Regions from separate parts of the Mus musculus genome. Here region 2 is linked to region 1. A link is a loop called in an ENCODE intact Hi-C map of the cell type or tissue named here. Cell type or tissue: gastrocnemius. All regions are shown on one strand.

Region 1 (5,000 bases):
CTCACAAAACCCAGGCCAGGCAGGCCAGTCTCAGAACCCTTTCTCTGGTCTGTAGACTAAGCGAGCAAGCGATGTGTGTGAAGAAGCTGCTCTGGTGACTGTGTGCAGGTGCCAGTGAACCTGGTGTCACTCAGAGACAGGCCGGTCACCTCCATCAACAGACAACAGCAACTCACTGCAAAGTCAGAGTTAGCAAAATTCCAAAGGGTTACTGAATGGTCCTCATGTGCAAAGCCTGCCAGAGGGGACTGGTCGTTCTCTAGCTGCGCTGTCGTTGTTAAAGGGCAGGCAGAATAACAAACTGGAAAGAAGAGAGAAAACGAGAGGAATAAAAGCAACACAGACAGGGAAGTACTTTGAAAATTGAGCTATTTCAGACTCCACAAATGTAGACTCAAATTATCACATAGTGGAAAAGTCACCGTTAGCCTTCGGGGGAGTCTGCTATTATTCTGGTACTGTGTTCCGTTTTGATAGTGAGACATGGACACAGTGGGGTAATGGCTGACTGGGTGAGTATGGGATTGCACTCCTGGAAGTTTATGCTGGCTCAGAGATCACCTGACAGCCGTGCTTCTGCCCAAGCCACCCCGCAGAGGACATTGCTATAGCTCCTGCTCCCCTACCCCCAGCTCCACCATATATGCAAGCACAGCCCCTCCCCTGAGCTCCTGGGGCACTGCTCAGTACACTTCCCTCAGCCCTGTCATTTCTGACAACCCAGGCCTCCAGGAGGGGTGGGGCATACCACTGTTATCTTTGTGCCTCTAGATCAAGTACAGAGCCTGACATAACTGCTAACTTTGATGCTCAGCTTTTCTTCAGTCTGTCCCACCTTGGTCAGAGTCCCTAAGGGGTAGTATGCTACTTTCTTGTCATTGTGAAGGAACACCTCACAGAAGCAATGAAAAGGAGGAAGGACTCATTTGGGGTTGATGTTTGGAGACACCAGTCCAGCGTGGCAGGGACAGTGTGGCAGCTGAGGGGGCTTTCAGAAAGGTTTGCTCATGTTTTCGTGGATGGTTTAGGAAGCACAGAGCTCAGGCTGGAACCAAGACAAATATATCCTCCAAGGTTTCCCTCCAGCAACCTGCCTTTGCTAGATAAGTCCCATGTCACAAAGGTTCCTCAATGTCCCCAAATGGCAGCACCAGTTGGGTCCGAACATTCAACAAACGTATGTGCGTGAGTGTGTGCGTGCGTGTGTGTGGATGTGTGTGTGTTTGTATGTCTGTGTCTTTCTGTATGTATATGTGTGTCTGTGTCTCTCTCTGTGTGTTTACACATGTGTCTGTGTGTGTATCTCTCTGTGTATGTGTGTGTGTATGTCTGTGTACGTGTGTGTCTGCGTCTCTCTGTGTATATGTGTGTGTGCATGTGTCTGTATCTGTGTGTGTGTGTATCTCTCTGTGTGTATGTGTGTGTGTGCCTGTGTCTGTGTGTATGTGTGTACATGTGTGTTTGTGTGTGTCTGTGCTTGTGTGTGTGTTTCTGTGTGTGTATGTGTGTGTGTTTGTATGTCTGTGTCTTTCTGTGTGTATATGTGTGTCTGTGTCTCTCTGTGTGTATGTGTGTGTGCATGTGTCTGCATCTGTGTGTATCTATCTGTGTGTGCGTGTGTATAATTCAGATTTAAGCCACATCAGCAGAGAAAGAGTAAGGACAAAGAAATAACAAATGATAAGCAAAATGTCATAAAACTTCAGGTGTGGGGTCTCACCCCCCAACACAGCCAGGTTTCAGGCTACTTCCTGTCTTTCCCTGTCTACACAGAAAGTGGATAAAGCATGGCTGCTGATTTGCTTGTCTCTTAATGACAAAAACCCACCAGTGACCTCCCAAGCCTGGCAGGGAAGGCTTATCGCCATAGTAATGTTTGAGTGGAAGCCCACGGGGTCTGAAATAGCCCAGTTTTCCAAGTCCTGTGTCTTTATCCCGTTTGCCTTAGTCCTCAACTAAAGCACAGAGATGTCCTGTGTACCCCCCTCCTCAGCCCCCCTCCTCAGCCCCAGGTTTCTCCTGAAGACTATCTCCTAAGAGCCCAACACTCCACTTCTCCCTTCCGCGCTGCGGTAATGGAGAAGTAAATGAGGCGGCAGCCCTGCTGTCTCAGGCGCCCGCTTCCGTTTTCATGGACGTCTACCATCTGGCAGTCAAGTCCAAGGAGGTGCAGAAATGACAAGCATGGCTAGGAGAGAGGTGGAAGGGAGGGAGAGCAAGAGAGGGAGAGCAAGAGAGGGAGAGGGGAGGGGGAGCGGAGGGGGAAAGGGAGAGAGAGAGAGAGAGAGAGAGAGAGAGCAATCCTCCTCTTGACAGAAATCGGAAAGCAGTTTCCTGTTAACCTTTATCACCAAGACAACAGACTGGAAAATCCTGGAGGCTTGGGGCCTGGCATGTGTTTGTTCATAACCTTGGGCGTTTAATTCATCCTGAACTTTCGATCTGTGCTAGGAAACTCTGAAGTGAAATGTCTGGATGAAAAGAGACCCGAGACATCTCTATTCCCACCCTGGCCGGGCACAAGGTTGAAGAGATTTCTGGGGAAATGAGGGGACTCGATGGTTTGCAAGAAAAGTTGAGGTTGCCCTTTCCTCTCTCCCCCTCCAAAAAACTAGGTCTGGTGCTTTTATGAACATCTGGTTTGTGGTCCTCTGTGTCAGTAGGGGGCACTGTTGCTCCTCCTTAACTGCCCATGTAGGGAAGGGATGGCTTCCTCAAACAGTTTACAAAGAACCTTCTGAGTTTCTGAGTGAGTCCAGGGAAAACAAAAGATGTATCTTCCGCTGCAAGGGTCTATACAGGCAACCCCAAGTCTGCTCGGCATTAACCGTATCTTTACAATGCGTGAATGTCTGGGCCTTGCTGGCTTCAAAGTCAGCCAGTTCATACAGCTAGTAAGCTACCCATGGCCATCAGAGCTCTAACTCTCAAATATGACTAAGGGGCCCAAAGTCTCACTTCTACAACCTCTACTGACTCTCAAATGCTGCCACCATCTCTTCTCTCATGGTCCCCTACCTTTCTGACCAGAGACATGTTCCAGATGACATGGGAAAGGCCCTAGGTTGGAAAGCCCATTGAAATCATAGTCATTTAAATTAGCCAATCCCAAGCCTGTTTTCCCAGCGCGGCAGTGGCTTTCCATAGAAAGCCCAGTAGAGGATACTGCCTTCTTTTCCCCCCTTTGCCTCCCAACTCTCCCGGCACCATGTGACATCACCTCTTCTCCTGGGCTCTGTCACAGGACACTTTCAACCCTTGATCTGTTGGCTTCATCATACTTGAACAGCAAGGCAAACCCCTCCCTGTGTGTGAATGCACTTGTGTCTGTGGAGGATAGAGGAGTGCTTGGCAGAGTCATCTCTCTCTGTCCACCACCTGGGTTCCAGGGAGGGAACTCAGGTCACCAGGCCTGGCAGCTGTCAGGCCCAAAGGAAACTCCATTTCCCTGAATTCTGGTGGCTAGACAAAAGCCAGCATTCCCCAGGAACCCATGAAGCTGCTTCCCTCTCTACCAAAGAGCCATCCCCTTATCACTGGCACAAGGCACACATCTGTGGTGCTTACTCATATACTAAAGTGCACGCTGGCTTCCAGGCTCCCAGCATCACAAGTACAAGCACACATTTCAGAGTCCATGCTAGCATCCTGGCTCTTCTCAGCGCTGCCTTTAGCTCATGGGCTTCCCTCCCCAGATACTCACTTCTCTTTATAGCCCTGCTATTTCAGCACCCCCTCTCCATTTTGCTCCATGTTGGTCTTCTCCTTCTCTTTCTCTCTCCTCTAACCCCATGGTCAAAGCCAGTCTGCTGGTCGTGTTCTATTGCCTTCTCTGCTCTATGCTCTTCCAGATGCCTCTGGCTGTTTTCTTCCTCACACCTATAATAAACCCTTCCCCTTAACCATACCTTTGAGCTGGCCATGCCCTCAGCTTATTCAGTCTTACTCCCCCCCTCCCCCGCCCCGCGCCAGTCATTTCTCCAGCCCACAAAATGTACATATTAAAATAAGTTATTTTCCACACACACCAGGGATAATCTTAGTGCTTTCTTCTGAGCTGAAAGGAGCAACCGTCTAGGCTGAGGTCAAAGCCAGCCAGAATGGTAACCTCCAGGAGCCATGTCACACCCACAGCAGCTCAGAGGACTCGGGACTCAGTATTTTATCCTAGTCTGAAGTTGAGGTATGTACTCCATTCTGGTTGCTTGAATGATTATACATCTAGACCTGCCTGCAGCCTTGGGGAATGGCATCTCTTTTTTACCTCACAGAGGCTATGAGCTAAGGCTGTAACACACTGACCTCTATCCAGATGACGTCAGCCAGCGAGAGCTCTGCCAGGCCCCTGCCCTGCTGCCACTCTTGCAGCTAGCTACCTCTTGGCACTTGGGGAACCACTGAATATTTACAGCAAATGTTAATTAAACGGGCCAGTGGTTTCATTTTGTAATGAACACAAATGTCACATTTGGAACGCTGACTTTCGGTGGTGAAGAGGGGGTGATAATAATGTGGATGGTAAGCTGTGGATTTCTGCAGCCAAGTGCCTCTGATGCTTAGGATTTCAGAGGCTTTACTTTGTAACCAGGGACCCAGCTGAATTAAGGCAAGGTCGGGTTAGCTAGGCACCTCCAATAAGACACCATTGTCCTTTCAAGGAACAGGAAGTAGCAACTATAGTCTCAATCACGGAGAGAGACATCTTCAGGGCCAGAGAATCTTCTTCTAGATAATAGCCAGTCCCTTGTTGTCGATTTCCTATTGTTTATTTCAGTTTGTTGTTCATAAAACTCAAGGTCTAAAGAGATAAATCTAATATTTATTCTCCCACAAACACAGCGGCTAAATTTGGGGATTTAACTGAATACACACTTCACGGCACTCTCCTGATATGTAGGAATTTTTCCAAGCACAAATCTGGGCCCACAAATATGCATAGACTTCCTTGGCTATGTAGCTATGTTTTCCTCCCATTTCCTTTTTCTGGACCCGTTTTATTA
Region 2 (5,000 bases), 330 kb after region 1:
AACCCTTGTTTCATATGTGTGTGATCCCCGTGTAAAATGATGATCTGGGGCTTCTCCTTCTGCTGAACGACATTCCTGACAAGACCTTCTGTAGCTACGACGATGAGGTCACAAGGTAGAAGCATGTTCAGCTTAGACAAAATGTGACATCTTTAAGAGAGGCATGTAAGGAACATAGTAAAGAGCTACTCACTGTACACGCAGCCTGGAAAGTACAGTAGCCCCCTTCATCTGGGGATATACTTCAAGACACTCACTGGGTATCTGACCCCACATACAGCCATAATATGACTTCAATGAATCTGATAACTGGGATGCCTAGTAAAGTGTGTGGTGTATACTATGTGTATACTCTTGACAAAGGCAGGACTCCTTCTGGATGGGACACAGTAGGATGGTGCAATATTTCAACCATGCTTATGAGATAAAAATTATAAATTATTTCTAGACTTCTATATTTAGAGTTCTTAGAACATGCCTAATTGCAAATATGACTTGGAAGGTGAAACTTTGGACAGTGAGGAATCATATAAGTAGAAATTAGTTTCACTAGTTATAGTGGTGTGTGCCTGTATCCTATCAGGAAGGATGGATGGAAGGAAGGAAGACCATTTGAACTCAAGATTTCAAGGTCAGCTTGGGCAACGTAGTGATTTCCCTGACTCAAAAAACAAATCAACACAGGCACACACACACACACACACACACACACACACACACACACACACACAGAGAGAGAGAGAGAGAGAGAGAGAGAGAGAGAGAGAGAGAGACATACTCAGGTAAACAGATACAGACACACTAAATATATATCTAATTAAAAATCTACAGAGACCAAAGAGTACCAGACTTTCTACAAAGATAATAGAGGGTTATTCTATTCTCAAGGGAACGTTTTGTTCAGGGAAGAACTTTAATCTTGCTCAAGTTTCATAGTACCCTGCCCTGTGTTTTCTAAGGTAGCATTGCATACAGCATGTTGCTATGAAATTATGGGAAAAATTATTAAATTTCAGTTTTCCAATTTTTGAAATATATGAGTTTGTGCTCTTTGTGTAAGATAAAGGAGACTAACAGAATCTTCCAGAAGGCATCTTTATTCCTTGGAAGGCACGAAGTTATTGCCATTACCACAATTCTCCTTGAATATCAATGTGGGGTTAGTTTTTCCAATTACTATCATCCACTTGTATTAAAATTGTCATACTTCCTGAGACGTAATCTGGCCTCAGAAACAAACTCTTGTCTCCAGCTTCCAGCTTCTAGAATGTGTCCCCCCCTCCTGCCCCCACTTTGTTTTCCAGGTGGAAAGTGCTCTGTTTTGCTGTGATCTCTTTGTTAAACCTTTCCTTGTGGTTTGTGCTGTCTTGACAGAAGGAAGCCTGTTTGTTGCCTAACTCTCAGGAGGAACATTTAATGAGTCCATGTTGGATGGATAAATAAGTGTGCTGCAGGAATGGCCTGTTTCATTTTGCTACTCACCAGCTTTGCTGCCTTGCTCCTTGCATATGTGTGTGTGTGTGTGTGTGTGTGTGTGTGTGTGTGTGTGTGTGTGTGTGGTTTTTTTGAGACAGGGTTTCTCTGTGTAGCCCCGGCTGACCTGGAACTCACTCTGTAGACCAGGCTGGCCTCGAACTCAGAAATCCGCTTGCCTCTGGATTAAAGGCGTGGGCCACCACCCCCGGCTACATATTATATATTAACATGTTAGTATGCCTATAATAAGCATTTGTGTGCTGTTATATCATATGCATTTACTATTTTTCTATCTTCAGATTTTGGTCAATAATGTTTTGTAGGGCTGAGTATGTATCTCAGTGGACCTGTGCCTGTTCAGCATGAGGCCCCAGGTTCAACTCTTAACAGAATAAAATTATTTTATATACACAAAGAGAAAGCACACACAGGTGCACTTTGTTTTGTAATGATCATACAAATTGGCAGCTTTCCTGGTTTTAACTGGTGTACTTTCTCTACATAGATATCCTGGAGGTAGGGACAGAAGGCAAGCAATTTTGACCATTTGCCTGGAGTAAGTGCAGCTATGCTTTATCGAGAAAATAGCCCTTAGCTTTAGCAAAATGTAACACCATCAAACACTTTGGAAAGTGAAGTTCTGAATATTAGTCTAGAAGATGACTCCCCATCCTAAGGTGAATGTTGTTTTCTAGTTATGTTTTTCCTGTATCCAATCTCATACCTTGGCAATCATTAAAATACTGAGTACCTCTTAACATTACTCTGAAAGGAAAGAATAAGAAAAGACCTATGCACAACTTGTCCCAGAAACTTCTGCATCCATGACCCCACAGTGTGGAATCCGCCTGCCTTATCTGGAGATAGTTCTAGACTGACCTAAGCAGTTATTCTGGCGACACAAGATCTGCTCAATTCTTGGTATTTATGGAACGCCTAAGGACTCTTAGATAACTTCTGTGTCACCAAGGGCTTGCAGTCCTGGTGCGCTACACTGTGTACTCTGTGTCTAAGGGGAATGAGAAGATAGCGTGAAATTGGCAGTCCAGAGGCTCATTGCCCATTGCAAAGAGACATACAAACGAACATGATCTTACGTGGAGTATGCCGAAGACCGGAAAGAAAGCAAACAGAGCATGCTCTAGGGACACAACTCGAGAAAGTTATCTCTGACCTGTAACTGAAGAGCGAGTTTGAGTCCTCAGACTGGTGGACTGGAAAGGAGAGGCAGTGGTTGGTCTGGGTAGAACAGCGCCCACTAGTGTCTGGAGGGCAAGAGCTCACAAGATGCTGTTTCTTTTAACAACCAATGAAAGGACATCGAGAGCCTTTTGACAAAAATGCAGGGTTTTTCTCCCCACCCACACTGCCCCACCTCCTCGGACTGGCAGAATCAGTATCTCAGGAAGAGCGTCCTGGAAACTGCACTTTAAAACACTCAGGTGATTTGGGGCACTAAGTTAAGCCTGATTTGCTCATGTCAAAAGTCAAAGGGAGAATGAAGTGGGATAGGACACGGTAAGCAAGGAGATCCTGGGCATCCTAGAAATCCAGGTGAGGCACAGACTCTCTCATGAGGGTTCCAGATAGTGGAGTGTTAGGGAATAATAAATAGATGTCTCAGGGGTTGAGGGGTGGGGAGCAAACTTCTGGGATCCTATCTACTCTAGGGGAGATTGCTGTGAGATAACCCACGTCTTTCCTACAAAGACTAAAACCATAAAAAGGAAAAGCTGCTGTTCTTTAATTGATTTGGATACCTTTAACTGATGCTGCTCGATTTTAAACATTCCATGTGCCATAGTCATTTGTTGAGAAAGGGTTTATTGTAATGAGCACTGATTTATGCTGCAATGGTATCTGCTTTCCCCTAAGCCCCTGGAGCTGCACAGTGACAGGTGACAGGTGAAGACCCTACCTGGCAGGGAGCTCACGGGTAGGTGATGCTGTCCCTCCTCACTTCAGTTACATCATATGAAAGACAGATCATCTGTTTTTACAATTCAGTTCTCAGGAGGACAACTTGTTCCAAACACGTATCATGAGTCTGAACTTCTGTGCGTATTTACACACCTAATGTTTTGTACATTCATACTATTATTATATCTATTGTGGGGGTCTGAAACCTGCTGGTAATGAATGGGTTTGCTTCTCATAATGATCCAGGATATAGGTCCTGTTATCTGGAGCTGGAGAAATGGCTCAGCGGTTAAGAAATATTGCCCTTGCAGAGGACCCGGGTTTAGTTCCTAGTATGCACAATGAGTGTTTCCCAAGCACCTGTAACTTCAGGTCAAGGGGATCTGATGGCTTCTTATGGCCTCTACTGGCACATGGTATGTATAAATTTGCATCAAAACATGCATAAAAGTAAATAAAAATTAGATTTTATTATTGTATTTGTTTTATATGCAAGGAAATTGAGACTCAGAAATGCCATGCTACAGGAGGTGACACCTAGAGTCTGAACCCAGGTAATTTAACTGGAACTGGATATAGCACCCTGCTCACTGTCTCTTTAGTAGGTTCTATTAGTGTGACTATGGAGAGTCTCCCCCAAAGCCCCTACAACACAGGCTTGCTCCTACTGGTAGGTGGATGGAAACTTTCAGAGGCAAGGTCTAATGGGAGATTTTTAATTTCCTTTCAGGGAGGCCTTCAAGGGTCCTGTGGAATCTTCTTTTTGCTTTTTATCCTTGCAGTGAGGTGGACAGCTTTTCTCTACCCCTACCATGATAGGTGCCACAGTCCCTAGAAAAGCAGCTCCAGGAGATCACTGGACCTCCAAACCTATGAGTGGAATGAACCTTTTTCTCTTGACAGTTTGTCATCCTAGGACACTGTCACAGTAACGGGAAGCTGACTACCACAGGCAAATGTAACCAGATGAGTAGTGCCGTAGCCTCAACTTCCTTTGCACACCCCGCAGTTGCCTTTAACTGGGTCATTCTAGAGAAGAGTGAGGTTGTTTCTTGCTTGCTGAATTGACTTTAGCAGTTCAACACATAACGTGTAGTAGCTCTGGGTGAGAAGATCTGATGCATGCTTCACACACAAACCCATTTCTGGCTTCATGGATTTAAGGTAAAACATGACGCCGCACCATAAAAACACAGAATGTCTGCCTCAGCTCTCCCAGGCGTGTCACATAGGATTATATGTTCTTGGGTAGGATCTTTCCTGGCCTGCCTCAGACGCCTCTATTTTCAAGACTGTTTCAACACTTCATAGGGTAATATTTTTCTATTAACAAATATTTCCTTGTATTTCATCTGGACCTGTCATTCTCCAGCTCTAGGGAGTCCTCTTTAATTTGAGTCCTCATTAAGATGAAACCCAGGCTGTCATTAGCTCGCCATAATCTTATGCGAAGTCCTGGTTACTACAGCTGAAAGCATCTGCCACGGCCTCCTTAGCTTTGCTCTGCACAGGCTAAGACATGCTTTTTAAGTTTTCTGGTTCATGGGGTCTAACAGTTTGTCGGAATTGATAAATCAAGTGAGAGGAATACAATAGATCACTTA

The links. A loop is a pair of places that touch in the nucleus more often than their neighbours do. Peaks named below come from ENCODE experiments on the same cell type or tissue, not always from the same donor. Only the 100,000 strongest peaks of a DNase experiment are listed, where the experiment ranks them.
Region 2: it touches region 1 in a loop (2.2-fold over the local background); 2 of 42 quality-filtered maps call a loop at or near these places.

The regions. Positions count from the first base shown.
Region 1 is chr2:4,490,402-4,495,401 of GRCm38, reverse strand. The region is part of intron 4 of Frmd4a (FERM domain containing 4A); the gene reads right to left. All of the region lies in intron 3 of Gm39751 (a long non-coding RNA gene), which reads left to right. Among named protein-coding and RNA genes, the nearest start is that of Gm39751, 21 kb to the left of the region's middle. In gastrocnemius, a CTCF peak has its summit at 2,670 (motif pointing right); DNase peaks (open chromatin) are centred at 2,131, 2,669, 3,299 and 4,332; H3K27ac peaks cover 1,023 bases.
Region 2 is chr2:4,157,471-4,162,470 of GRCm38, reverse strand. The region is part of intron 1 of Frmd4a (FERM domain containing 4A); the gene reads right to left. Among named protein-coding and RNA genes, the nearest start is that of Frmd4a, 7.1 kb to the right of the region's middle. In gastrocnemius, a CTCF peak has its summit at 2,738; no DNase peak of the experiment used is centred here.